Regions from separate parts of the Homo sapiens genome. Here region 2 is linked to region 1. A link is a loop called in an ENCODE intact Hi-C map of the cell type or tissue named here. Cell type or tissue: heart left ventricle. All regions are shown on one strand. Links, peaks and the distances in the headings refer to the core of each region. The heading gives the core; the rest is flanking DNA. Region 1 has its middle 40 kb from the start of TLL1. Region 2 has its middle 89 kb from the start of TLL1.

Region 1 (15,512 bases), core at 3,917-7,916:
TTAGTAATCCTATCTCTGTCTGTATTTCTCCCCCTTTCTTCCCTTCCTCCAGTAAGGTAGTTTTTTACAACCTTGCCTTTTTCTAATTAACACCTACAATGGGCTGGCCATCGTCCTAGACTTTAAGCACACAAAATATTGACTCAGTTCATGTTTCCCTTCTTTCTTATTCTGTTAAACTTCCTCTCTTCTTGAATCCTGAGCTAAAGACTCCATGAGAGCTCCCTCAATTTCCTCCAGACAGAAATAATCCTTCTGTATTTCTGCTGAAAGAGTATATTAATTATAATATTTTGTTACAATGAAATAATGTTAGTTGGGGTTGGAGGTGGTATGATGTGCGCCCCATCATGGAGATTAGCACAGGATTAGAATTTTGTGGTAGAAAATTTACTAATGGGATATGTTAAATGTGGATAAGCAAAAGGTGACTACATCCTGTAGCTACTCAGACTGCCTGTCACTTACTCTGGAGAGCAATATGGAAGCATGGAAGATGTGTGAACGATGTTAGTCTCAGCATCCAGAGACCCTGGTCCAGGTCTTGCTTCTGTCTCTTGTTAGCTCCTAGCACTGAGTAATGGATTTTATCCTTTTGAATCTGAATTTCTGTACTTCTGTATTCTGAACATCTGTAAAATCGATAAACTGTCTAATAATTAGACAACTCCTAATGTCCTTTCCCTTTATAAATCCTAGGATGTGAGAAACTTTAAATGCCTTGAGGAAGTAAATCTTGGTGGTTTATCCACTCCTGTGTTATAAACTACCTTGTCTCCAAATGCCAGCAAGGTTTAAGTATACCTGATTTAGTAAAGTTATTTTCTCTTAGTCTTACTTGCTGTCTGGCTGTGGTAGGTAAGGTTTTTGTTTTGCTTGGGTCTTGTTCCTGTTGCCTCTCACTGTGTCTTGAAAACAATACAGTAGTTTGAATGAAGTGAGATGAGGATAAATATTGTCCTCACAGCAATGGTAGCCAAAGTTCAGCAAGTAGAGAGTGGGATAATGGCCCATTTCCTCTTTTGTATAAGCATGGGTGGTAGCCAAAGGTGCTCTGTTGAATTTTGCTTCCTGTATACACTATGTATCATTGTGTGTGCTACTCGGGCCAAACTTTAGAGACTATGCCAAGTGGAATTTCACACCAGGTTTGGAGGAAGGGAAAGACAACAAAATGAACTTACTTCCCCTCTCTTCACCCTATTCCCACCATTTACCAAACAAGAGGGAAGACTCATATATAACAAACATTTTCAGTGGAACACAACTCTAATTGGCCAAAAGGATGAATCAAATAATGATTTGTTGTTTTTGCCTTGTGTCCCAGCAAGAATTCCAGGCGGTCGTAATCAACTTGATCATGACGGAGGGAACATGCTTTCCTGCCCTCTACTGACAGAAACACTCATTATGACTAATTTCCCAGCTTCCAGTTATCTTGTGATCTAATAACACACCTGTAAATGGGGCCTTGTGTACTTCCAGATTTAGTGTGGATACCCAGATAATGCTGAGGATGTATGAGATGAAAAACAAAACAAAACAAAACACACACACACGCACCTCATCAGTTAAGTGGAAAGGGGATTTGGAAGGAACTAAGCATAACTACAGAATCATGTCAGGAAAAGTCAGTGCAGGAAAAAGATAGAGGACAGCCAGCAAAGGAAAGGAGCCCCAGACAGCTGCAGAGGTAGAGAATCATTGTTTAAAAGAGAGCTTTGGCAAAAATCGAACCAACGAATAGGTGAATTGGAGAGCAACCAAAAATGTGGGGTGGATGGCTTATGCTCTGTGCCTCAGTGTTGCCATCTTAAAACGGCGTCCACATGAAAGGGTTACTTTGGAGGTTGAAGGAAGTAACACAAAACATTTAGCTTCATATATATTAAGTGATGCAAAAATAGAAATTATTGTTATTAATATAATGATAGTAAAGAACGGGTGATTATTTCATGAACAACTTAAGAAAAAGCATCGTTCTTTTGGCCTAGAAAAGGGAGAGATTGTGGAAAATAAAAGGGTGTAATCATCTTAAACTACAGAAAGAAGAATGGAGGTAAATCCTAGGGTGAGAAAATAAAATATAAAAGACTTCATAAATACAATTATGTATAATTTCATTTTATCTTGACACAGAGAAGTAAATTAAAAAAGGGAATTAGAAGCAAATCTAACAATCCAAGATTTTCACATTGAGAATTTTCAATTACATTTAAAAAAAGTCTTAGGCAGGAGTCAGAGCAACTAAAAAAATAATAAATATGGAGGCAAAGGCCAAACAAAGGAGAACAGGGAAATCCTGGAAACTTCTATTAGCCTGCGTAACTTCCTTCCCAATTATACTCATGGAAGATATATTAGTAGAACAATTTGTAAACAGCTTGATATATTCCAAATCTGACCAATCACAGCTAGCATTTTTTTTTAAGCCAGGTCATCATTGTCCTTACCAGGGATACTGGTATCTCTATGTGAGAAATTTCCAATGACTGTGGAGTTAGAATTCTCTGGCAGAATCAACTGGCTGCTTTCCATGATAGTATATCCTCTCCAGACTGAGTAAAGGCATTGTCTCATTTCAATGAACTGAAAGTGTGTTTAATTATGAGATGGAGCTCTAGTGTGCAGTAAATAAAATAATTTGTTAAATCAGTCTTTCACTTTCTGAGAGTTTTAGATGTCTGGTGAAAAAAGGGCAAGAAATATATATACACAAAAAAAGCTCATGAATAGAAACATCTTAGGACACTGTGTGTGTGTACCCCACAGACATATATACCATATCACAATATGTATATGTTTTCCCATAATGGAGGGGTATTGTTATTATAGTTGTTGCTGTTAAAAAAGAAAAATGGGCTGGGCGTGGTGGCTCCCTCCTGTAATCCCAGCACTTTGTGAGGCAGAAGCAGGCGGATCATGAGGTCAAGAGATTGAGACCATCCTGGCCAACATGGTGAAACCCCATCTCTACTAAATATACAAAAATTATATTAGTAGTGTAGTCCCAGCTACTCAGGAGGCTGAGGCAGGAGAATCCCTTGAACCCGGGAGGCAGAGGTTACAGTGAGCTGAGATCATGCCACTGCACTCACTCCAGCCTGGTGACAGAGTGAGACTCTGTTTAAAAAAAAAAGGAAAATAAAGAAAAATGAAAAGTTGGAGAGGAGGCTAAGTATAAATTGTGGAAATGCAGACATTGGAAATGTGTGCTCTCCCATATCTGCAGCTATAAATAATTATGAGAAATGAATGGGTAATGGAGTTCAGTTAAATTTTGTGTTTGGAGGGCAACTTGAAGATGAGACTGAATTTGAAAGTGAGCTATAGTTCAGATCTGTAAGAAATCATAGTATGCTTAAAAATCCTGGATATCATCTAGAATGTAATTTTTTTAACTATGTAATTTTTAAAATAGATCTAGTTACTGAATTTTCAGACATTGATATGTTTAGTTCATGGCTCACTAGATCCTTGGTTCTTTGATAAATGAGATTCCTCAGCTTGAGAAAAATTGTTGTTTTACTTTGTGGAAATTGTCCTTTATTCCTGATAAAAATGCCGTAATATATGTCTTTTTATATTCCATTGTTGTCTAATAAGTTGAAAAAGACTGTTTTGGATTCTCCATGCAATTAATTTTTATAGGGAAGGGTATCCATAGTATAAGAAAAGAGATACTTTTCATGTATAGAATGATGGGAAAATGTTATTTGTATATGCACAAAACTTACTTGACAAGATAAAAGGGTTAGCATATATAATATTATCCATGCAATCCTGAATATGTTTAAATCCCTAGCAAAGTTTTCTCTTACCAACATACTCATTGTCATTCTTTGTATTTACAAAAGAGAGTATGTTAAATCTAAATGTTCATGCCTGTCACAGACTCCAGCTAGACAACCTAACCTGAGCTGTACAGAGGTCTTGATTGTATTTCATGAGACATTAAGACAGTTTGGGACGGGCGCAGTGGCTCAAGCCTGTAATCCCAGCACTTTGGGAGGCCGAGGCGGGCAGATCACGAGGTCAGGGGATCGAGACCATCCTTTCTAACACGGTGAAACCCTGTCCCCTGTCTCTACTAAAAATACAAAAAAATTAGCTGGGCGTGGTGGTGGACGCCTGTAGTCCCAGCTACTCAAGCAGGAGAATCACTTGAACCCAGGAGGCGGAGGTTGCAATGAGCCGAGACCGTGTCATTGCACTCCAGCCTGGGCAACAAGAGCGAAACACTGTCTCAAAATAAGTAAATAGACAAACAAAACATATTTATAACAGGTATTTGCTGCTGGTTTTTTTGTTTGTTTGTTTTTTGCATTAGAATAGTTTTCTAGTATGCACAGAATTCAAATGAATTCGTGGTCTGCATATTAACAAACTGGTAGACTGGAGATTGGCATATGTAACTAAAGATGAATTATTTGAAATGGAACATAATGGAAAGATAAAAAAGACTTGAAAAAAAGAAGGCATATTGTCTAAACCATCAACGATGGGTAAAAACAACTGGAGTGCAGGCTTAATAATAGGTAATGAAAAATGAGGGGATAATTAGGTGCTGTCAGAGGGATGAGAACAGCCTAATTGTATTTAAATCTGCCTAAAAAGGTAAGCAGCACTTTAATTAAATTTATAAATAATACTAAATTAACAGATATTACAAACCCCAAAGGTTTTTAGCTTGCTTTCCACTCCAACTAATTTTGTAGGCAGATTAAAAAGGCTGTTTTAATCATTCCTATCTGACTAATCTAACTTCTAAAAACTGAAAAACATTCTATTCTCACATTCTCAATTCTGTACATTTCCTCTGCTATATCTCTAATAGATCTTAGGGATTTATCCCGAATTATGTAGAAACAACCACATGGGGAGACTTCTGGTAAGCATCGTGGAAAAGCAAACATGAAGCTGAGACAACAGAAGTTACAAAAAATACATCTAAATGTAAGCCAAATATAGTTAGAAATTTTGATTCATTCAGAGACAGGCAAATTAAACTTGAATGTAGGCCATAATCTAAACGATGTGTAAACATCTATATAGTAAAGGAGATTTAACCAGGGGCCATCAACCTAAGCTTAAAGACACGTAAGACCTTAAGGAGCTAGTCAACACTAGCTACAACAGAAAGACACTCAGTTAATGCAGATCACCCTGAAGACTTCTCAGGCAGGCTAATGACGTGTTTAGATAGGTGCACCTGGATGTTTATTCCCAGACTCAGCTGTACCTCATTCCCAAATGCCAGAAGAAACTATTTGTCATCAGAGAAGTTTGCAATTATAGCGCTCACGTCACAAAAAATTTTCCATGAGAAACTCAATTTTTTTCCCAAACCTAGAAGCTCATGATTACACACAACATCACAGCAAAGTCAAGATGAACTCAAACAGAAGGATTCCTGATACATTTTAAATATCCTATGTGGTCATGTCATGTTGGCCAAAATCCAGTGATGCTGACTGTATGAAACCAATATATTTAGTAGAGAATTTGAATCCCAGACAAATATTGAAATAAATACTTTCTTCAAAATGGAGAAACTTCATTATTTACCCAACATTCACAACAAACAGTGTTTTGATCATTGCTCATATTTTTGCTTCCTGAAGGAAAGCTTTGCAACTAGAAAAAAAAAAAGTTAGGTCAAAGCTCAATTATCTAAATACCTTTACAATTCTAACTTGTTTACCATTCTTTAAGTCATTTCCAGGCTTAACAAATAATAGTAGCTTTTCATCATCTCAGCTTTGGGCTTGTGGGAAAATTATTAGACAATGAAATAAATTAATTCCCCACCAAAACGTACAAAGTTTAATATAAACAGCCTTTACCAAGAAAAAATATAGAAAGATTTTTTTTAGTTGTGTGCAGATCCAGTCATTGTTGACTCTGGGAAACAGTTGACTTCTTCCTCTAACTGAAGGCAGCTTCACTCAAAGTCTCATTTGTTCACCCTGCACCTATTTCCTAGGAATTCCTCAATCTCCCAGCATCTTTTCTGATAATTGTACCATCTACACATTAAACTAAACTTGTTCCTTATTTCTCTAGCGGCTCTTCTCCCAACTTTTCCAGGAGATAAGTAATTAATTCAATAAGCAAATTTGGCTGAGTGTGACGGCTCACGTCTGTGATCCCAACACTTCCAGAGGCCAAGGCAGGAGAATCTCCTGATACCGGGAGTTTGAGACAAGTCTGAACAATAGTGAGACTTCTGTCTCCACAAAAAAAATATAAAATTTAGCTGAGTGTGGTGGCATGTGCACCTGTAGTCCCAGCTACTCAGGAGGCTGAGACAGGAGGATCACTTCGGCCCAGGAGTTTGAAGCTGCAGCAAGCTAGGATTGAGCCACTGCACTCCAGCCTGGTTGACACAGACCCTGTCTCAAATAAATAAATAAATAAATAAATAAATACATACATAAATGGTGAATATTTATTAAGCAGATACATTCGCATATAAATAGTAGCTTTGGTGGGCTACTGATGAACTATGTTTTAACCCTAAATAAGGAAGGTACAACGCAGTCAGGGCTCTGATCTGTTAGTATTTTCCTAATTTTAACACCTAGTCTAATATATTAAGGGTCAGCATTCTTCAAAATGAGTTCCAGTAACATACTTTAAAGCAAAATATCATTGAAATATAATGGAGGTAAGCTTCATTCCTACTACCTGCACTAATAGTATCACTACCGGGTACTCAGAGGGATTTCACATGATAGACACTTGTGCAGGGAATTATTTCACTGGTTCTATTTTCAAGAATCTTCCTTGTTCAAGAGTTAAATCACTATTGCTTTTGTAACATGTGACAGATTTGTTCTCTTCTCTCTCCCTCCCTCTCTCTCTGCCAACATTGGCACCCTGGTTATTCTCATGCTGCTTTACATAATTGGTCTCTGAATAGATGAAGCTGCCACCTGTTCACAAATATAACAAATCACTCTCCTTTGAGAGTATGATTTTACTGAATTGCGATGGGATAGTGGGCCTGGACAGCACATTCACATCTGAATAAACCTATATTCACCCTTCATTCAGTCTGGTCATTTCTCCTAATAGTGTAAGTACTATATTTAACTGATAACAATGTAATTATTATCTTGATCTTATTTTGATTTTAAGTAATTCTTCCATTTTACCCTTTTCACTTTTTTTCTTTAGCTACTTTACATCACTTCCACCGAGAATAAGCTATGTCCAGATTACCCAATCAAAAGCAAAGTTAGCTCTCCCCAAAGACATTCCTCCAATATAAAATAATCATGATATCACATTTCTGGATCTTCATTCTTCATCTTGCCTAGTTCTAAGAATACGGGCTCTCAAAATAATAATTTTATTCATTTTTAATGTATTGAAGTCATCTAAAGGTTTTTGAACAATGGGGAAATCAGCATTAACACATAGCTAGAAATGCATTGTGTCTTCCCATTGTAAAGTGTTTTAAAAGATTTAAAAGGATTAACTGTCATTATATTACACAGCAAGATTAAGTGGCTAAAGAAAATCTCATTGCTGCAGGGTATTTCTAACCACATCCAAGGTGGTAGACACTGTCACCTGTAAAAGAAATGATGAGTTAGTGGGTGCAGCACACCAACATGGCACATGTATACATATGTAACAAACCTGCAGGTTGTGCATACGTACCCTAGAACTTAAAGTATAGTAAAAAATTAAAAAAAAGAAAGCGTGAAGAAAATTTACAAAGTCTCCTCAGTTGAAGACTTGGTGACATGTAACTTCTACTTGAAATAAGTGATTTAAGAGCTAAATCAGATCCCACTATATCAAGAACATTACCCTATTTTCTACCAGAAACGTTCCCAGTGCTATTTGTAAAATACATACCAGAAAAGGACTTTAACATGATAGTGAAGTTGACCTGATGACTAGAAAGAATACAGACACCCAACAACAACAAAAAAGGATAATATGCAAATTTCCCCATCTTTGAACATCATCTAAATTCTTGATTCCTAAAAGGAAGGGTAGCATTTTTATCCAAAACCTCAAAAAGATGTAGGAAATGTCTGATAATGTCTTTGACTACCACACCTAAATAGCAAGTGAGTTTTCCACCCCCCAAACTCCAAGTTTTATAATTACCATGTTTTATGACATGGTATGTGTGAAAAAACATACATATAATATAAAACTCTGTATAATGCATAACTTAGTTCATGTCTCTAATATAGATATTTAATCTTACAAAGTGTGTCCTGCTTGTGAGTCTTCATAATTTTCAAATTGGAAGTAGCCTTTGAAATTGTATAAACTTTTTATTTTATAGATAAAGAAACTGAAATCCTATAAAATCTGTAAATCCAGAGAGGGTTGCTCCATAAAAGGAGTGACCACATCTATTTTATTGATTCTTGTATCCCTATTGCTTCACAAAGTGGCATGCAAGCACTTGATAAATATTTGCTGGAAGAATGAATGAATGACAACCAAGACAAGAAACCAGGATTGCCCTCTATACTTTTAGCACTAGAACCTCACAAGCAACATCTATTTCATCTTTAGAAAATTCAGTTTAATAATCATTGAGTTCTTTCTCATAAAGGAGTATGCAAGGTAATAGAAAACAATTGGTTAAGATGAATGGAATAACTTTTTTTTTTTTCTTTTTGAGATGGAGTCTCACTCTATCACCCAGACTGGAGTGCAATGGCACGATCTTGGCTCACTGCAACCTCCGCCTCCCTGGTTCAAGTAATTCCCTGCCTCAGCCTCCCAAGTAGCTGGGATTACAGGCATCTGCCACCATGCCCAGCTAATTTTTGTATTTTTAGTAGAAACGGGGTTTCACCATCTTGGCCAGGCATGTCTTGAACTCCTGACCTCATGATCCGACTGCCTTGGCCTCCCAAAGTGCTGGGATTACAGGCGTGAGCCACAGCACCTGGCCAACTTGTTTTAATGAAATTAGTTATGTATGGTTTACTGTAATACTATTGCACAAGATAAATGCTAAAAGATAGTTACAACACAGTGGAATACTACACAGCCATAAAAAAAGATCAAAATCACGTCCTTTGCAGCAACATGGAAATTTGCTTATCCTAAGTGTATTAACTCAGGAACAGAAAATCAAATACTGGATGTTCTCATTCACAAGTGGGAGCTAAACATTGAGTGCACATGGACTCAAAGAAAGAAAAATAGACACCGGGGCCTACTTGAGGGTGGAGGATGGGAGGAAGGTGAGGGTTGAAAAACTACTTACGCTCATTACCTGGGTGACAAAATAATCTGTACACCAAGCCTGCAGGACACCTAATTTACCCACATGACAAACCTGTTCATGTACCCACTGGACCTAAAATGAAAGTTACGAGGAAAGAAAAGATAGTTAAAAATATTTAAAAAGGAGAAATCTTTTCTCATTTGGGATTTGGTAAGTCTTCATGGATGAAGTGGTATTTGGCCTAGGCCTTGAAAAATTTTTAGAACGCCAATCACCAGAACTGTTAGAAAGGTCCTAAGGACATTCCAGGAAGAACAAATTTGAGCAAAATCACAAAGGAAGGATAAGCCATAACTTGTTACAGTAATGATGCGTGACTGGCAGGAGAATTGTCTGTGAAAAGTTAGAATAGCCTGGGAGAGATCGAGTGAAGCCAGACTGTGAAGGCCTTGAATGTCTGTGCAGTCAGCCTCCATATCCATTGGGTTCCATATTCACAGATTCAAACAACCACCGGTTGAAAATATTTGGGAAAAAAATAGATAAAAATAACCATATGACCCTAAAAAATAATGAAAAAAAAACCCAATAGAGTATAACAACTACTTGTGTAGCATTTACATTGTATTAGGTATTATAAGTAATCTAGAGATGATTTAAAGTATACGAGAGAATGTGTGTAGGTTCTATGCAAATACATATTATATGAAAGCCTAGGTATCCAAGGAGGGGGCCTGAAACCAATCCCCCGCAGATATGGAGGAATGTACTAAATATAGTAGGCAGTGCAGAAATAAGGCTTTGACCAAGGAACTACCAAACTAAGGTTGTTTTGGTTGCAGTGTTCAGGACAAAGGAAAGATTAGACCTTTCCTTTAGGGTCTTTGTATAAGGGACTGCATGATGTGCTGGGTGGTACAGACAATAAACACTTTCTTTAAACATCCAACATAGTTGTCTAGACACAATCATTTTATTTGTTATGAAATGACTACTTGTAGCATGGAGGTAGGAGAGGGATGTGAGTTGTGAAAGAAGAGGAAAAGAGGAGTAGGCTTTTGCATTTTGAGGGCATTTATTGTTTTGAGAAAGAAAATGTTATTTATGCTTTCCATAAATGCTTTCAGTATTGAAGATTTTTTTTGAGACATAAATGCTGTCTCCCCAGGAAACCAGGAGAAATAATAGAAAACTAAAATAGACATGATGCAAAGAACCTGATGTATGCACTCTCTCCTCTCGAGTACCTGTAAAAACCACTGCAACCACATCACTCTGCTGTATTATAGTCTAGATAGCACCAGATGCCAGCATCTCTGAGGTTATTTCACATCACATCTAAAAGTGTGTTTGCTTTGCTTTAGTACTAAAGTGACTTCAACCTGATTGTGAACTCTCCTCCCATCATCAGACATGAGGAAAAAATATAGGATCACATTTGATGAAGTTTAAAATACTTTTAAAGTTGATCAGCCAATTCCAATTAGAACACTGTTAATCCAACAGCATTATGGTTAGACAAACTAAACAGTGTTAAGTATAATTGTTGATACCTATTTTGTGTGTACATGGTATATCCCAGACATTGTAAGTGAAAATTGAAACATACAGTGTAAGCTGAAATGGATCTCCATATTTTATTAAATCGTAGCCTGTTTAATATTAGTGTTGGGATGGAATGCTATCTGTTCTTATAAATAAATATATGTAAGAATCCTTATTGCTTTGGCATAAAAAATGCAAAATTTCCAAATTACCTTTTCCTTTCCCCTGGCATCCTGCAGTAGTCTCCCATTGAGATTTAAACTCAAGACCCCCAGAGAACAGATGGTGAAGACCTTATCTTCTTGCTGATCACAGCATGGGACAGTGTGACTTGGTCTGATAGTTTAGTCACTTGAAATATAACCTTTCTTTGAGTTTTCTATTTGCCTCCATTTTTAGATAAATGTTTTATTTTTATCAACAATGGATATTTCATTTCTATTTGGCTTGTCCCCACAAACCAACTTGGAGCAAACAAAACTCACAGAAACAACCCTGTCTATTAAATTTAGGTTTGGCTGGTAGTTTGCAATTAGTAATCCAAATTTCTTCCTTTTGGTATTTATTGCCAAGCGGATACAATTCAAATTGTGTTTTTAAGTTTTACTAAGCGCAAAGTAAACTGAATAAATATTTTGGAGAAGGACATGAAGAAGGACAAGATAGATGCTATGACTTAAATAATTCCTTATGTTCAACAGATAAATGATGATCCTGATGAGACACTGTAATGGATTTTTTTCTTCCTATTTTTTTTTCTCAGATTTATTAGGTTATCTTATGTGGATTACATCAATGGGCATTTGAATGGTACTAACATTTCTGTTTATGTCTCCATTAAATATATCTACACACATATACACAAACACATAAGTTACATTTGGCAATAGAAACTAGTTATAAAAGATGGAGGATTTGAGAACACAATCAAAACAAAAAACCCTAACAATGATAGCATTACCTTATTATTATTGGATGTTATTAATACTTGACTCAATTTTCAGCCTGTTTATATTATGCTTGGAAGAAGACATAAGATATAAAGAGATGAGAAAGAAAAAAAAACAAAGAAAGACTTGGAGCACTTCTTTATGCTCTTTAAAGGACATTAAACATAGCATGTGAAAAAATATATAATTATACCAGAAATCACATTATTTTCAGTCATGGTCTAATGAACAATATGTCCTGAAGGGCCTATGAAAGATAAATTAAGAAACAAACATAAAAGAGAGCAATACTTCTCACGAAATGAACTCAAAGACTTGGTAGATCAGAAGGCATTTTAGAACATGTCAGAGCATGCTTAAGAAGGTGGCACTTGGCCAGAATCCTATCCTCGAGGAAGATTTTCACACTTACAGTCTAGGGAATAGCCTAATTGACATTCAATGAAAAGATAGAGAAGAGAAAGAAATAGACAAATGACATGGGTAACAAAACATTACTTTTGAGGTGTTTACTCTCACAACATTTGAAGATAATATGCAATAAAACTATTTCTAAAAGGAACAATTTAGGCAATGCCTTGCTACTTCTAGAAAGGAAAATGTGTCTTTGTTGTACACTATTCTGACCAGCACTTGTCACGAGTTTTTTGTGGCATACGTTTTCTACAAGAGGTATTAAAAACAATTTATACACATCCAGAGAAAATGACTACTGTAGGATAACTACAGTTTTCTTTTCTTCTTTTTCAATTTTCCTTCTGGTAATTATAATCAAATTTACATATTAGATACCTTTTTAATACAGTTCTTTGAAAAAAAGGAGAAAGTTTTCTAAGTTAATAAATACCTCTTTATGTATACCATCATCTGGTAGGAACACTGTTGTTCACAGTAAATGACTTACTAGGTAGAATAGTTTTTAAGGCCTTTTAAGTGTTAAATCTGCACTGTGCTGCTTCTGAGTTTAAAATTGACTCCTAATTGAATTAATATTTTAATACCTTAACAATAACTGCAGTCACTTTGGAAAGCTTCTATTTCTATTTTATCCACAGAAGAGGTTAATTCTCCTACTCCTAAAATCTGGTTCATAAAACTTCCAAATTTGTCTTAAAATTCACACATTACATGAAAATGTTGAGAGTAAAAATTGTAGCTTCACAAATAGTGTATTAAAATTACACTGCAATTTTAACTTAAGAAAAAGCTATAAATATTGATGACATCAGGATAGGAAGCAACTGTAAAGCAGATAATTTTGTTCAAGAAGTAACATGGGTCAAAATGATTTATACGGATAGCATATAACAGATAACACTGAACATAACTCCTGTATAAAACAAATGCCTCCTATTGTCACAGCCTGGAGAGTGACCTTTTCAACTTTCTAAGCCTCCACTTTTGTGAATTATTGGCAATTTCCTCTCTATTGGGAAGGCATCCCCTTCCTCAGCACCATGTTCTTTCTGCCTCTTTCTGTATCTGTGTACACAGTAACTAGATGAAAAACAAGGCTATTGGCAGGTTGAATGTATTTGCAGTGCAAACCACAGTTTTTGCTGAAACTCCTTTTTAACCAAAATCTAGAATTTTGAGTAGCAATTATAACATTAGAGAACAATCTGAGAAGTGCCCTGGAAATGCTCTTGTTGCTTAGTGCTTGTTAGAGAATCATTTCAGATGATCATTGCAAAGGACTGGAGAACAGAGGACATTAGAATGAAACTTCCATTTGCAGGAGAATAAACAGTAGTTTATTAAACAGTGTTACACTAGTGGTTAATAAACAGTAGTTTAATAAACTGTTAACATTGTTCTTAAGGTGTTTAGAAATTAACTCTTAAACTTAATCAGCCTAACAACCCGCAGCTCACAGGGAAGGGCAACAGAAATGCAAGCAAGATTTGAGCCACCCCAGGCTGCTGCTGCTGAGGACCTGTTGACCTGGCTGAGTTTCCAAAGTCACCTCAGCGCTGGTTGGACTCCATAGGCCCCTGCACTGGTTTAAATGGTCTCAAGGGACTTCATTTGTATTTATAACAGCTCTTGTGTTATTTTACATGTCTGTGGAACATTTTCCTTTTCCAAAGTGTTTTTCAATATTATTTTATTTGTTTCTTGTAACAACTCTCTGTTTCAAAGGAAGAAATCAAGGTAAACTGATCTTTCCTGCATAAGATCATGAACACAGAGTGCCAAAAAGGCCCAGTAGGGGTCAAATCTCAGCTTCTTAGTCCTCAGTGCTTGCTGTTAGACAGGTCTGCATCCTTGGAGCTCCCAAATGGCTTCAGGGCGTTCCTGTTACTAACAGGAACCTCAGAAATACAGTAACACTTCCACAGGACTGGATCCACTGAGGGCCCTTCTGAGTTCTGATGGCTTTCTAAGTAAGTGGAAAAGCTACCAGAATTACCTAGTTAAATTATCCATGTCAGTGTTTTCTATATTTGCCAGTTGGTAAGTTCCTTATAAATATAAGTCAAGGGCTCCAAAACCACATTTGGGACAGTCAATACTCTCTGTGGGGACAAGCAATACTCTTTGAGAAAAATTTAGCAGGGACTTCTGATTCAAGTAATAAGGAGAATTAAAGTCCCTGAAAACCTTGCCACCCAAACCATGTAAAATTGCTAGTTAGAATTTTAAAGAAATGATTAACAACACAAAAACAAAACAATGCAGATTGTTTATTTATTAAACATTACACATCCCATAAAAATAAAATGGAAAATAGGAAGGAGGTGGGGAGGCAATGTCCACTGGACTAAATCCCTCTACATTTCTTTCCAATTTCAGTGTAGATAACTACAACCTCAAAAATTATGAGACATCAAAGAAAACAGAAACAAGGACTGTGTTAATATTTTAAAGCAGCATGTGTTCCTCTGGTCAGGTTAGAGATGCTAAAATAGACTTAAATTGGGGTGTAGTCAAGAGAATAATCCCTGGAGCTAGAGGTCTCAGAGAACATGGGGTTTTGGGAGAGAAGGCGGGGAGGGAGGGAACAACATTGAGGTTAAATAATAAATATGGTACAAAGGTTGAAAACCTACATATGACTCATTTTCTTCTCTCAGTACCTCCACCTCCACCCCCTCCACCCTTTCTCTGTTTTTCTAAGTCCAACATTACAGGGTTGACAACAGAGAGTGGCTGTGGGTACACCACAGGCTTTGCCACAGCTCCCAGAGATATGCTCAAGTGCAAGACACAAGGACACTGAGGGGAAATCTATGTGAGTTCTGTGGGTGGAATAAAGATTGTAGGATAAACAGATCAATGGCATTCTCATTAGGAATATTTCTCCACTATGAAATGGGACAGATTACAGAACACTGATACTTGATGTATTAGTCCATTTTCACGTTGCTGATAAAGACATACCCAAGACTAGGCAATTTACAAAAGAAAGAGGTTTAACTGGACGCACAGCTCCATGTGGCTGAGGAGGCCTCAGAAGGCAAGGAGGAGCAAGTCACATCTTAAATCAATGGTGGCAGGCAAACAGAGAGAGCTTGTGCAGGGAAACTCTCTCTTATAATACCAACAGCTCTTGTGAGACTTATTTGCTATCATGAGAACAGCATAGGAAAGACCCGCCTCCATGATTCAATTACCTCTCACTGGACTCCTCCCACAATATGTGGGAATTATGGGAACTACAAGATGAGATTTGGGTGGGGACACAGAGCCAAACCATATCACTTGATATTCCACAGCAAATTTTCCTTTTGTACTTCATTGTTTCTCTCTTCTGCCTAGTTCAGTCATTCTTTGGAATGGAAATTTACCTGTAGTATTTT
Region 2 (15,512 bases), core at 5,600-9,599, 51 kb after region 1:
AGGAGTTTGAAAGACGTTGATTCCAACTCAAATGGATTACTTTGAGGGGTTCAAGATTTTTCATGGAGGAAGTAACTGCAGATATGGTAGAAATAGCAAGAGAACTAGAATTAAAGATCATAATTAAAGACATGCTGCAAGTGTGAAGTGAAATTGAAGACTGAAGATGTGACTGAATTGCTGCAATCTCATGATAAAACTTAAGTGGACGAGGAGTTGCTTCCTATAAATGAGCAAAGAAAGTGATCTCTTGAAATGAAATCTGCTCCTGGTGAAGATGCTGTGAACACTGTTGAAATGACACCTCAAGATTTTTACCTACACTTAATTGATAAGGCAGCCACAGGGCTTGAAAGAATTGACTCCAATTTTGAAAGAAGATCTGCTGTGAGTAAAATGTTTTTAAACATCATCACATGCTACAGAGAAATTTTTCATGAAAGGAAGAGTCACTTGATGCAGCAAACTTCACTGTTGTCTTAATTTAAGCAACTGCCACAGTCACCCCAACCTTCAGCAACCACCACCCTTATCAGTCAACAGCTATCAACATCAAGACAAGACACTCCATTAGCAAAAAGATTATGACTCTCCGAAATCTCAGATGATCATTAGCATGTTTTAGCAATAAAATATTTGGTAATTAACAAAAGCACATTTTTTTAGACATAATGCTATCCACACTTAATAGACTACAAAATAGTGTAAACATAATGTTTAAATGTACTAGGAAATGAAAACATTTATGTAACTCACTTTATTGTGACATTTGCTTTATTGTGGTGGTGTGAAATTGAACCTGCAATATACTTCAAGTACGTCTTTAATGATGGACAAATTAAACTACATGAAAACTAAGAATATCTGTTCAACAAAGGAAATGTTCAAAAAGGCAATAAAACAATAGCTATAATAATTTTGCGATACAAATAACCATCAAAGGATAACTGCTATAGACTATATACTGAATTCCTACAAATGAATAAGAAAAAAGGCAAAAAGAAAAAAAAAGTAGAAGAATGGGAAAGATCGGAATATTTATTCTAAAAGTAAATGCATAGAACCAATATTAGAAATTAAAGAAATTTAAATTTAAGCTTAATGATCTACCATTTAATTGTTAGTATTAATTATATATTATTAGTGTGAGTATAAATTGGTACAACCACTTTGAAAACACGTGTGGCATTATCCTGTAAATTTTAATATTTGCATATTCTCAACCTAGCAGTGCCTGTCCTACTAGGTTTATACCTAGGGAGACATATGTGCACCAGAAGACTGCAAGGATATTTATATCACCATATTAGTAAAACATTAAAACCTGGAAATAACCCAGATATCCATCATTAGAGCGGATAAATAAATTTTAGTATGTTTAGAATTAAATTTTTTCAGAAGTAAAAATGAATGAACTACAGCTATATCCATACATCCATTACTGTAAGATTACACACAATATATTATTTAAACCTCAAAAAGATGTAAGATTTAAGATATTTTATCATATATATGATAAAAACACTTTCTAAAAACAAAATAAATAACATTCGAGGTAGCGATTATTACTCTCGGAGGGGCCCGGTGGCTCAGGCCTGTAATCCCACACTTTGGGAGGCCAAGGCAGGAGGATTGCTTGAGCCCAGGATTTCAAGACCAGCCTGGGCAACACAGTGAGACCTCATCTCTACAAAAACATGTAAAAATTAGCTGAGCCCATGTAGTTATAAATTAGTGGTAACATCCTAGTTCTTAAATTGACTGATAGGCCCCCATATAGTCATTATAGAATCTTAAACTTGTTAAGTAAAAGATGGATTCCTACATGGACCAATGATTATAATGTACTGTAAACTGAGGATTTGCCTAAATTTTATAAAGTTATAAAAGAAGTAGTTTGTTTAGTTAAAAGTGTTCTCATAATTTTGAAATAAACATATGAAAGACTTCTTTCCCTATTATGAGAGATGCCAAAACATAAAAGATATTCATCGCTGTTACTTAGAACATGACCTTTGATGCCACTAAATTCTGTAGGGAGGAGGCAAGGGGTGGAGAAACAGTTAAAAGCTTGGGCTCAGAAATTGGGCTTTCCGCATTTCAATTTCTGATGTCTGTCTCTACATGCTGTATGACTTTGGACACGTTATTCAGTTCTCTGTGAAATAAGAATGACAGTGATCATGGGGTTGTGTTAGGGCTTAAAATGTGTAAAGTGCACCAAAAAATGTTAATCACCAATATTAGTAGTGAAAGTGACTTGGAAGGGCCTAGCTGCCTGGCCAACAGCTGAATGCTGTCACCTCCTCCTTGCCACTCTTGGACTGGGCAGTCAGGACCCCCCATCCTGCTTTCCTGGTATCCAAATTGAGCATGTTAGGGAGTGTCCTGACGTCATTTTGGGGGTTCCTAGATGAGGATGGTGTCTGAGGCCTCTGATCTAAGACTTCTGGTTATTAAGGGGGACAAAATGGCCTCCCCTTACAAGGTAATCTCTTCTCCAAAACTGAAGTCTCTTCATCTGTGGAAGGTAGCTTGGACTACCACTCTTCTCTTTTCAATCGTTAGTGTCAAAACACAAAAGGCTAAGCATCAACAAATACCCACAAATTATCATAGCACTTTATCAATGTAGGAATAAAAATAACCTGTTTGGGGCAAGAGGTACCAGGATGCAATGGCAACACATGACAACTAGGTCATGCCTCAGTCAATCTGAGACTTGACTTGTTGGGGTTCCTAGATGAGGGTTGTGTCTGACAAGTCAAGTCTTGACTCTTCTGAGACTCAGTGCCTTTTGCTGCAAGAAATTCTCCAAGAAGTCAGAATTGTTTTTCCAAGGTCCTTCTGAGCTCCAGAATTTTGAGTCTTTACAAGCAGTAGAAAGTCTTCCCCAGTGGGTATATTTTCACCACAGACATAATCAATTAGCCTTGCGCATTTGCCATTGTCCTCACCGAAGGCTCTGGAAGAGTAATAGCTGGTGACAGGAGAGAGGGAGTTGAGTGGGTTTCACAGCTAGCCAACTGGAGAATATCTTCATTGCACCAGACTATAGCTGGGTTACCCAACAAGATTAGCTGTCCAAGTGTCCAGATTAAATTATTTATTTTTCCATTAGTTATCTGAATACAACTTAAGTTTCTGTGGGTGAATAAAATCACATGACATTAGTGAAGATATGACATTTTAAAAGAAGCTTAGGTACTTCCTTAATAAGCACCCTAAAAATAAACAGAAGAACAGAATGAAGGAAGTCACCCTAATACATTTATAAATGTGTGGTATTTCTCATAGTGAGAATGAAGAGTAAATTCTGTATCAACTTTGCACACAGCCAAATGTGCTATGAAATATTACTGATGTACTTGACAAATTCCCAAGTATAGCATCAGCCTTGCTAAAATACTTGCTGGCACGACATTGCACTTCCAAATTTAGCATTATGGCTGACAGCATTTTTCTTGGTCTCTCAAAAATGACCAGCCAAAATTGTACTGCATACATTTTGAAAGGATCTGATACTTAATTCTCTCTTTTTAGAAACTAAATTGCCTGAGTGTGAAACAGGTAAACCTTCAGATACAACTGTTAACCTTTTCAGGTTTAGGAGAGGAAAAATATGGCTATGGGAGTATTATCAAGTAAGGTATTAAAATAATCATGCCACTTGGAGGGATTAAGCTGAGATGAAGTTTAACTTCAGAAAAATCAAATATGGATATCAAGACTGTAACAGCAAATGAGAAATTAAAATATTTTCTTGAATTTTATGTAATAACAGCTACCATCCTTTTATCTAATAAAAGGTTTTACAATCTCTCCTGTTCTTAAGTGTTTTATGAAGAGGAAGGATGACTGGAGATAAGTACTTGAACAGCATAAAATAAAAGCTACTTTCAAGGATAAAATCATTAGGAGGCAACTGAAATTATAATAAAAGCACTTGTTAATATTCACTGTGATAGAAATTAAATTGATATTGCTTAATGTGATAGCAACCCAGACTTTAAAGTAAATCTTAAAATGCAAATAAATAAATAAACAAGCACATGAAAGATGAGTTAGGGGAATCCATTGACATTTGAATGTCAACCTCTTGGTTCTTCCAGTTGAATCCAAACTTTGTTTTGGCTCTACGTTTCCATTTCATTATCTACACTGTCATGCTCATCTTTAAAAATAGTAACATACTGCTGTGCCAAGAAGCAAGGGCCGTGCCAAACCTAGAAAAATCTATAAAATCAGGTTTAGGAAAGAACTGAATTGCTTATAAATGTCAAAAGCTCTGTAAGGAGTAGTAATTTAAAAAATAATCACAACAAAATCTTCTACTGCTTTGCTCATAAGGCCCAAAATACACTGAAGACAGTGTGGCCAAGAAATGAAAGGTTTATATCTGAAAACAAAACTTCCATCTTCACTCTTATTTATAAGCAAATGCTGCTCTGTGGTTTGAGGTAGTATTTTTGACCTAAGAATGATACTCGTGCCCCTGGTGTATAACCAAGATGATATAAGGTATCATAATCAAAGACCCATCAAAATCACTTGCTCTGTGGTAACCACTGACTGGTACTTTTTTCTCAAGAAGACACCTGGGACTATGTGGGAAACGTGCCCTTTGCCTGTCTCTGTGCCTGAGGCAAGTTACTAAGCTCTTTGAGAGCTTTGGTTATCACCAGAGAGAAAAACATTGACATTGAATTATAACCCCAGTGCAGACCAGGAAAATTTCTACTTGAAAGTAAGAAGCATACAAAACACTTAATGTACCATAGAAGTCTGACAGATGTCCACTTGCTAATGAAGTTAGTTCAATTTTGATATTTACATTGGCATAATAGAAATGATAATTCATAATATTAATTTCCATTTACTGAGTGTATAATGTATGTCAGGCACTGAACACTTAATATAAAGTACTTTATTTCAATCCTTAACTAACCCATAAAGAAGATCTGGGGTTCAAAATGGTTAAGCTGCTTGCCCAAGTCCTTATAGCTAATGAGTGGCAGAACTGGGATTTCAGACTAATTTATTTGGCTCTAAAAAAATTCTGTAAAGTGTCTCCTGTTTTATTTGCCTATGGCATAAAATGAGATGTTTTCTGCTAAGTTTCAATTGGCTTATTTTATTAATTCAGTTAATCTACACAATATTAGCTAGTATTAGTAATTTAATTGGACAATATGAGTGCTCTGTGCATATGACTGATTAATAATTACTAATCAATATTTATCATTTGCTTTGGGTTGAATTCTGTCCCCCCAAAACCCATGTTTTGAAGCTCTAACCTTCAATGAAACTATTTGGAAATAGGGCCTTTTAAAACTTTCATTCTGTTTTTGAGATGGGGTCTTGCTTATTGCCCAGGCCAGTCTCAAATTCCTAGGCTTAAGCAATTTTTCTGCCTCAGTCTCTGGGATTATAGGTGTGCACCACCACAGCCAGGTTAGAGATAAGACCTTTAAAGAGATCATTAAGAGTAAATTAAGTCATAAGAATGGGACTCCGACCAATAGGATCGATGTCCTTCTAAGAAAAAGAAGAGACACCAGATATCTCTCTTTCAGAGACCACAGAGACAAGAAGGCAGCCATCTGCAAGTCAAGAAGAGAGAGCTTACAAGAACCCCGTTGTACTGACACCTTCATCCTGGACTTTTAGCTTCCTAAACTTTGAGAAAGTAAATTTCTGTCATTAAAGCCACCCATTTTGGGTGGCTTTTATTTTGTTATGGCAACCCCAGCTGATTACTACATCCCATCAAGCTAATGGGGACTTGATGACTTCTGAGGACAATGATGTTACATATGCAAAACCAGGAAAAGAAAGCATTGTGTTCATAGGGCAGAGCTTAGAGCCCTCTCAGATGACCTACATCTACCATGCAAATCCCTGATACATGACTGGAAAAGGCTAGTTTCTCTTTGGGATCAATTCAGACCTATTTCTTTCTGGCTTATTTCTCATTTGCTTTGCCTGAGGCTGTCAATAAGATATTTGTGATAAGAAAATATTTCTGGTAGACTCGTTCTTAGAATGGGGAACTGAGTCATAGAAAAACCAGCTGCTGAAAGACTCTGGCCAACAGTATATGCTCATGTTTTGTGCTTCTAGCTGTATGTTGCCTTCCATCTTCAACTCTAGCTCTTTACTTCATTGAGGGCTTGAAAAACTAGGATCCTACGGCAGCAGGTGGGCCGAGAGGAATGCACTATGGGTGAATGTCACTGGCCAGAGCTGTCTTAGCAGGACTCGGAGGACTCAGGCACAGGATTAACTTGGCTTCTTCGAGTAACTGTTTTCACCAGTGGAGTTTTTATGAGAGTCTGAGTATGTTTCGCTGGGACTGTAGTTGTACTTGTTTCTCTATTTGTACCCTACAGTAATGCGAAGGTTCTTAAAAAGAGATGAAGCTGGGTGATTTGCATTTTGAAATATCAGGAGGTTTTTGTTACCTTCTGCACTTCTAAAACATTTGGGATCTCTAAAGTGACCACGTTATTGTTTCCGATGCATCACAAAGTGTGAGAGAAACATTTCTCTTTCCCCATCTTCCATTTCTGGACATCCATCCCTTCAACATCTCTACTTTCTGAAACATTTTTTTCCCTCTCTCTGCCAACTGTAGAAGTCAAGGATAGTACAAAAACATTCAGATTGGGAAGCAGCCAGTGGATTCTGCTGCTAGGGATGTTCTGCCACTTGGGCTGTTTATGGAGTATCACTGTGCCCAGGAGCTGTCACCCCCTTCAGAGGGTGGGGAGAATATTTTGTTATTGTTCACCCGCATGATTCTAATTGCACAAACATAGGGTTCCAAGGTCGGGGACCTTTTTTTCCCTCTGTTCTAATAGCAACAATAAAAAAGAATTTGTATGTTAGCATCCTGATTCTTTGTAGGGGAAAAAAATTGTGCTCTGTTTTGTCACTGATGTTTATCTTTAAAATTAATTTTGTATGCTATGGACCACACCTAATAACTGCTACAGGGCTAATTCAATTTATAGAAATCTTATAGAAATCTTAGATAGATCGATGAATTTACATAAATTCTTCCTCAAAAATCCCATGCTTTACAAAACAGTGTACACAACAATCTTTCTAAAAAGAAATTGGTTTTTAGAATCACATCATGTAAATCCAGGTATAGCATGCCCCTTTGACTCATTTATTAATGCATGTTAATAGAAGATATTCAATAAATATTTGTTGATTACAAGGATAATTTTGAATGAATCCTGTGGCAAAGAAATCCCAGTGAAGTGTGGATATTTCCCAAGACACTACCCATCTGGCTTCAGTTTGAAATAAGCAGTGGTTAGCTTTATTGAAGGGACTAGACAGAGGTCACTAGAGGAGTCAGCCAGAATTTGGAAGTGGAATACTGCTGGCTCCCAGCCCTGTTTCTAGTAACTACTCCACCCTACTGTTCCCAAGAGAACAAATGTGCATTTGATAGCTGAGCAGGTGGCATGGACCACACTAATAAACAGCTCCTTTCCTGTAAGGGAGCACTGGACTAGGTTTATGGATTCATGAACTTTCCTGTGGGGAAGCCATTATGTCTAGTTAAAATTGTAACTGAAAACATCCGTCTCTATCAACTTCTCAGTAATTCTAATCTCGTTTAGTCCAAAGCCCCTCAACACTGCTCCCCTCATTGATTCAGTTGAGGGTATGTACAACCTGCTCCCAGGCTCAAAGACAGCATGAGAGACAACTGGAAATTATTCAGTTCATCTGTTTGTCATGAGGAGTGGCTGTGGATTTAGTCCACCTGCAAATTAATGCTGGGAAAAGGAAGCCACTTGGGGTTCAACAGGTCTCTTTCCCTGTTTTTTTTTTTTTTTTTTTTTTTTTTTTTTTTTTTTTTTTAATGTGTGTACTTCCTCTGCTTCTCTCACGAACTCCATAGCTTAGGAATTCCAAGCCATTAAATGAAATTAAGACACAGGCTTATTATTTATTTAGAGCCAAAAGGTTACAATCAACTCCCCTCCAACAATCAACCAATATCCTTTTGTTTACTGGAAATATAACAGGAAAACACTACCTTATATCTAAATGACTTGGGTGGGGAGGGTGGCATTTTCATAAACGCTTGTTGAATTTTCCTAATTAATCAGAAGCCTTTGGCACAAATCGTCAAACTGTTGAGGCTTGAGACCCAGGGCTGGCAGAAAACTTGTCAGCAGAAACTGTCTTTTGTGCAATCTATGTGCTACCTGGCACAAAAAGTACTTAGTAAATCTTGATTATGATTACATTACAATGGTTAATTAGCAGAGCTTTTCTTTGTCCTTACAAACTTCTTTAGACTCTTTGTCATTAATGAATTGAGGAATGAGAGTTTCCCTGGGTTTGTAGGCAAAGGAAAAAAAAAAAGTGAGAGAGTGAGTTTTTGTTATTTTCCAAAGGATATCCCTTGTGCTGACAGTATTCCATGGCGTGAGCCCCACAGTCCCAAAGCCAACCACTCAAGCTGGCCAAAGAAAACGCTGACCCTACTGGACTTGAGTAGGTCAAGGAGTTTTATGGTGAATGGAGAGTGACTGTAAAGTTAATCTCTTATTTATGTTACACCGTGATAATCCTGCCTAAGAGTAACAACAGCCACAAAAGTCAGGAAGTTAAAAAGAATTAACAGCACAAAAAGAGTCTTAGACCATCTTTTTGTTTTGACAGTTATTGGTGTAAACTTGACGGGAGGTTCAGTTGTTAAAAAAGCATTTTTAAAGTCTAGTTAAATGCTTATATCTTATAATAGCATATATTCTATTTAAAACAATATCAAATACTCTGAACTATAAAACTGTAAAAAGAAAAATAAATTTGTATATGCAAAATTTTTAAAATTAAAGATAAAATGGGCACCTTATTTGGAAAGCATTCAGAGTATCTCAGAAATGATTTAAGACTTTTTTTTTTCCAAGACTGGAGTTGAATTAAAGAAAGTGGGCAAGGAGTAATTTTTTAAAATGGGTTTCCAGTTTACAGTTATTTTATAGACATTTTCAGCAAGGACATAGTAAAAGGAAACATTTAAGCATATTATGAAGTACTGAGGTTAGATGAAAAATAATTTCCTGAAGGGATTTAGTCATTGGAATAAGTCACCAAAAGTAAGCTCTGAAATCTTTTTCTCTAGAGGTCGTTAAAAGCATGATACATTTCATCTCTCAAGGACAGAGTTGTATGTGAAGATGGATAATCACACTAAATAATTTCAATGAGAATATGAATTTTTCTGACTATAAGTAAAGATGTTATTTCTTCAAAAATGCTTAAAATGGAAAAAATTATTAATTAGTTTCCAATAGAGTGACTGGGAAAAGGCAGTTTTATAGGAGCTTCCATTGCTTCACTCAAAAGAAATATCTCTCAGCATATGTGTTGTTGTTGTGGCCCCTATAAAATCATTAACTTCAATTTTGGCTCTCTTTCTATGTGGATATAACAGTCCATGAATTCCTATTTGGAATCCCAAGCAGTTACATAACTTATTATATCTTGCCAAGATCAGTAATGTTTCTTATTGAGTAGTTTGTTTATAAGAAATAGCAATTGTATATCATAGGTGAAAAGAACCCAGAAAATAAGATTAGATATTAAAACTCTCATGGGATCATTTTTAGAGTAATTTCACCCATGAGAACATTGTTCACTAGTGAATGAAGACTGATTTAATTCCAGTGGTGTAATGTTATACTAATCTTAGAGATGCAATACAGCCTTCTGAGGGATTTATGTACCAAGAGCTATGCCACTGTTTCCCAGTAAAATAGATGAAAGCAACTCACAAATACATGGCTCATTCCTCTATACATCTCTGAAATGAATGGATAAGTGTGGCAAAGAAGCTATTGTCAGAAAAATAAAAGGAGAAAGAAAAAAGCTAAAAGCACACATGAGTGTAAGGGAAGCGAAAATAAGGAAATGCCAGGTGAACAGACAAAGAGGAGTGGTCCCAGCAACATAGGAAGAGACAAAATATCATGGTGCCACATGGACCCAGCGAGGAGAAGTTTCAATAAAAACAGGGGTGCACACCTGACTCAAGGGCTAAAAGAAGCCAAAGAGATGAGGACTAAGTATGACCATTTGACCTGACAGGACATTATCAAAAACGTTTGATGGTTAGACACTAAAGTGGGTAGAAGAGGAGAAGGAGGGATGCCAAGTGAGGAAGTAAATATAGAAGTTATCTAAGTATTTTGCTGGATTATCTATAATTGATTATGGACAGTGGAAGCATTCACAAGGAAGAGCGAAACCAGATGAATCAAGGACGTTAATCCCAAAAAGAAAACTCCAGCACTGCACAGTAAAAGTGTGCAAACGGGCTTAGAACAAGTCCTCTTCCTTTTACTCTACCTGAGCTCCAGAGGGCACCGCATATTCATGTTCCTCCTCCTGAAAGTGTTTATGATGTGATTTTTAAATAAAATTGATTTGCATGGTATGATATTTATATTATTTATTATTTTTCTGAATTGAACACAAAAGTTTATAAATTTCCTTATTATGCAACTTTTGCTAGGTTATGCTGAGGTAAGAAATAGCCAATGGCTTCTAACAACAATAAAAGCCAATGGCTTCTAACAACCATGGTTTATTTCTTGTCTACATTGCATGTGATCTCCATGTGTGTTGTTAATTCAGGGGTCCACAGTCATGAATGACCCGTTTCTGGACACACTGAGCTCATAGCAGTTAGAAGAGAAGCAAGAACAGAGCCTCAGGGTGGTTCTTGAGCTTTTACTCAGACATGGCAGAAATCACTTCACTCACAATTGAGCAAAACAAGTCACCTACCTGAGAGATAGAGTGCAAAAGTACAATTATGTGACATGGAGGGCAGAGAACACATGGTAACAATACAATCTATCACAGCTGTTAAAATTTTAGAAGCCATAGCATGCATAGAGAAAAAAATTAAAATTTTTTGCATCTTTCTAATTAGTTTACTGACGAGATCATAATATGAGTTTTCTTTTGATCCTGCTTTTTAATTAATACTACATTGTACATTTTCCTCTATGTCATTTGGTATTCTTTAAAATGTGATTTTAAAGGCTGTACTTTATTCCATTGTCTGGAGGTATATAGGTAATGTGTTTGTATATATACACATACATTATTACATTATCTGGATATATATATTTACTTTCCCTTGACTTTTCTGCTTTGCTGTTGTTGTTGTTGTTGTTAATATATTGTCATCCAGAAGATTAGGACACATTTTCTAAACTATTTTCTAATGCAAGCTTTGAGGAATGTTAATAACCTGAAACAACTGTGACCACACCTTTAATAATGGCTGCCTTATCTCTCCTCCTGAAGCATTAATACTCTATTTACAAAATAAGGTTTTTAGTTTCGGTTGAACACTTGCCTGGAAAGTGAAAGCAATGCTCAGAAGTGCTAATATATTTTTGGTGTTTCACTCCCATGATTTGATTTATTGCAAAATTCTTTGAGTGACCAATGATGCCTTCTTTAAGTCCTAAAACTCCTTTCCAATCATATAGCAAGAAAGTTAGCAGTTCAGGTACTGTCCATCTCAAAATATGTATTAAGAATATACATGAGAAGTTTTAATTTTGAGATTATATGTGTTCCCTATAACAATCTGCTGTCTAAAGAAATAAATCAAATATTTTAATGATGTAGTTGACACTTGTTTGCCTACCCATTATCAATTCCTCCCTTTCTTTTCCTAATAGAATCTTCCCACAGTCATCTGCGTGCTTCCGTGGAGACTGACCACACTCCCTGCTCTAAGAGCAGGAATGACTGTTCTAAGAATGACCCCGACCTCATTGCCAATGACTGATTCAGGAGTGGGCAGTTTGCTCCATTCTGCCAATGAGACAAGAAGAATATCTGACTCCTGAGAAACATTCTTTCTCTGTTAGAAGAGAGTCATGTTAAAAGTCATTCCTTTCCTTCCTCCTGACATTTTCATGTGCATAAGTGATACCTGGAACAGATACAGACAGCTTCCCGGCACTTTAGGAGAAGCTAAAAGTTAGGGTGTCAGACACAAGCAGTGGAAAGAACTTGGGTCTTTAATGACCTTGGGGAGCACTGAATCAACCTGGAAAGGTGCCTGGCCTTTTGAAGTCCTGTTATATAAAAGTTAGTGCATTTCCTTATTGTTTAGCCAATTTAAGTGGACTTCAGGATACTTGAGGAGAAAGCATTCTGGCTGATGCAAGAATTCTAGCTGATGCAAGGCAGAGATGCGAGAATATGCTCAAAACTATCAGTCAATGAATCAAAAGCAACACTGGATATCTAAAACATAATTCCATCTGATACACTGACACTGACATGTACACACAACACAAATCTATATGTATATTTTGTCTCCGACTTAGTTACTGAAAGGTCTGTCATGTTCGCATGTACTGTGATGAATAAAATAGGAGACAAATTGTATATGTAATCTTAAAATGAAGGAAGATGGACAGGATGATTTAATTCCAAAAGTGTAAATTCATGTACTTGAAAACAAATAAAATAAATTCTAGCTCAAACTCTTGCAAATGATATCCCAGAGGTGCCCACGATGCATTCACCACAGATCATAGCTTAAGTAACAAGGATGGTGCAGAGAACTTTAATGTATTTCCCACAGAGCAATTAAATAGAGCTACACATAACAGCCATACAATCAGTTGATATGATATACCAATAATTCCGCTGTGGCTCACGCCTGCAATCCCAGCACTCTGGGTGGCTGAGGCGGGCAGATCACTTGAGATCAGGAGTTTGAGACCAGCTTGGCCAATATGGCAAAACCCCGTCTCTACTAAAAATACAAAAATTAGCCGGGCGTGGTGGCACACGTCTGTAGTCCCAGCTACTTGGGAGGCTGAGGCAGGAGAATCGCTTGAACCTGGGAGGCGAAGGTTGCAGAGAGCACTCCAGCCTGGGCAACAGAGTGAGACTCTGTCAAAAAAAAAAAAAAAAAAGAAAGAAAGAAAGAAAGAAAGAAAGAAAGAAAGAAAGAAAGAAAGAAAGAAAGAAAGAAAGAAAGACATACAAAGAATTCTACATTATTTGTGAAGAAAAAGATGTATGTTGGACTTGGATTGGTGAAAGACACAAGTAATATAAAATCAGATTTCCATCACTGGTTTTCAAGTCTTACCTTCCAAGTCTTTCACCCAAGTTTATGATGGCAAAACTTACTGAATAATATTGAGTTTCATGTTTTTGCTTTCCATTCTGTAAATCTCATGGAGGTACAAATAAAAAGAACTGGCTAAAGTTAAATAAACAGATGTCTATAATTTGATAACCAAATCCTATAGAATTAATCCCTGACTAGAAAGGTTTATAAGCAAATATGAGCTCCCTCAATCGGTTATACAAACAGTCAAAATTTTCTGACTTTCTAACTCATTCAAGCTTTCCTTTTGGCATATGAAACACAAAGAATGCAATCCAGAATCTCATTTGCATGCACATTTCAATTTAAAAATATAAAGGTTTTTATTGTTGTTTTTACCTCTGAACATTACAATGTGGAAATCAGGAGCAGGAATTGAAGAATAAAAAGCATTTTTCCCCAAATTATGTAACTGTGTATTATTTTTCCTTTAAATTAAAAAAGATAGCTGTATCTGCATATAAAAGTAAATTATTCAGAGAATTAGATCAATTTTCAGGGTTTTATTGCTCCTATGGCTTAAGAGGAAAACATCCTCAATAAGGCCTTACAAAAGTCCTACAAGTTAAGATCAAGAAAAATATAAGTTTATTTCAAAATGTTATCACTCAACTGTGGAAGAAAAAAAAAAAGATGGTATCATAGAACTGCAAAGTAAAATAGAGGATACCAGAGGCTGGGAAGGGAATGAGGTAGGGGGATAGGGCGAGATTTGTTAAAGTATACAAAATTATAGCTAGATAGAAGGAATGCATTCTGGTGTTCTATAGTACTATAGGATGACCATAGTAAGCAGTAATATACAGTTTTAAAAAGCATGAAGGAGGTTGTTGAATATTCTGAACATGAGGAAATGATGTTTGAGATGAGAGATATGCTAATTACCCTGATCTGATCACTATATATGTATTCCAATATCATTATGCCCTGTATACACCACATCTATAATTACTATGTGTCAATTAAAAAATTTTTAAAATAGTATTACCAAGCATAAGTAAGTCATAAGAGCAACAACCAGAAGACCCTTAAAGACTGCAGATATTAACATAGTCAGATACAAAATATATAATATCTATGTATTCATTTTTATTGCTGCTGTGACTAACTACCACAAACAGTGGTTTGAAACAACACAAATTTATTATCTTAGAGTTATTGGGGTCACATATCTTAAAATCAGGGCCATGTTCCTTTCTAGAACTTAAGGAATGGGTCTGTTACCTTGCCTTTTCCAGCTTCTTGAGGACACATGTTCCTTGGATCTGACGCCCTTTATTGGTCTTCAAATCTAGCAATGCTGTATCTCCCTGACATGCCTTTTTGTTTTTTGGTCATATCTCTTTCTCTAACCCACTTCTTCTGTCTCCCTTTCCCACTTTTAATGATTCTTGTGATCATATTGGGGCCCACATGGAAAATCCAGGATAATCTTCCTATCTGCTGATTAAAATCGTAATTCCATCTGCAAGCCTAATTCCCCTTTGCCATGTATGCCAACATATGCACAAGTTCTGGGAATTAGGACAGAGATGCCTTTGTGGAGAGCATTATTCTGCCCACTACAAGCTGTATCCTAAATGCTTAAGAAAATAAAATACGGAACCACAAATATGAATAAGTAATACACAACCGTTGGTAATGATCAGAAAGACTTTAAAATTGGATGGAATTTCTTGAAATAAGATATACAACTTTTGAAATAAAAAGTGTCCATAAATGAAGTAGATTTTTAGATATAGTTGAAGAAATAATTAGTGAACTGAATATGCATCTGATGAAATTGTCCAGAATATAATGCAGAGGGACAAAAATAAATAAATAGAAAATATAGAACAGAAGTTAAAACATGTAGAAGATAATGAGTAGTTCTAGGATATGTGTAGTTGAAAGCCAAAAGGAGAAAATAGAGATAATGGAAGGAAGAAAATATGTGAAAAGATAGTGACTGAAAAGTTTAAAAAAAAAAAACTTGAATTCACAGATCCAGGAAGCATAATGAATCTTATGCAGTATAATTTTTTTTAAATAAAGTCCACACTTGGATGTGTTTTGGTAAAATTGGAGAACACCAAAATCAAAGAGAATATTAAAAGCACCAAAAAAAAAAAAAAAACCCCACAAAAAACTATCACCTGATAAAGGCTAAAAATAAGACCAATTGAAGAATTATCAACAGCAAGTGCTGGGCTGATATAACTAAAATTGAACTTTTTTTAACCTGGAAAAATTATTTTTCAAAAGTCAGAGTGAAATGGAGTCATTTTCAGATAAACAAAAATGGAGTTTACCACCAACAATTCTTTACTTCAAGAACTTCTAA

The links. A loop is a pair of places that touch in the nucleus more often than their neighbours do. Peaks named below come from ENCODE experiments on the same cell type or tissue, not always from the same donor. Only the 100,000 strongest peaks of a DNase experiment are listed, where the experiment ranks them.
Region 2: a loop joins it to region 1, with 1.8 times the contacts of the local background. A loop is called at or near these places in 1 of 110 quality-filtered maps.

The regions. Positions count from the first base shown.
Region 1 is chr4:165,825,698-165,841,209 of GRCh38, reverse strand. No RefSeq gene overlaps it. Among named protein-coding and RNA genes, the nearest start is that of TLL1, 40 kb to the left of the region's middle. In heart left ventricle, for the core only: no CTCF peak of the experiment used is centred there; no DNase peak of the experiment used is centred there.
Region 2 is chr4:165,776,787-165,792,298 of GRCh38, reverse strand. No RefSeq gene overlaps it. Among named protein-coding and RNA genes, the nearest start is that of TLL1, 89 kb to the left of the region's middle. In heart left ventricle, for the core only: no CTCF peak of the experiment used is centred there; no DNase peak of the experiment used is centred there; H3K27ac peaks cover 513 bases.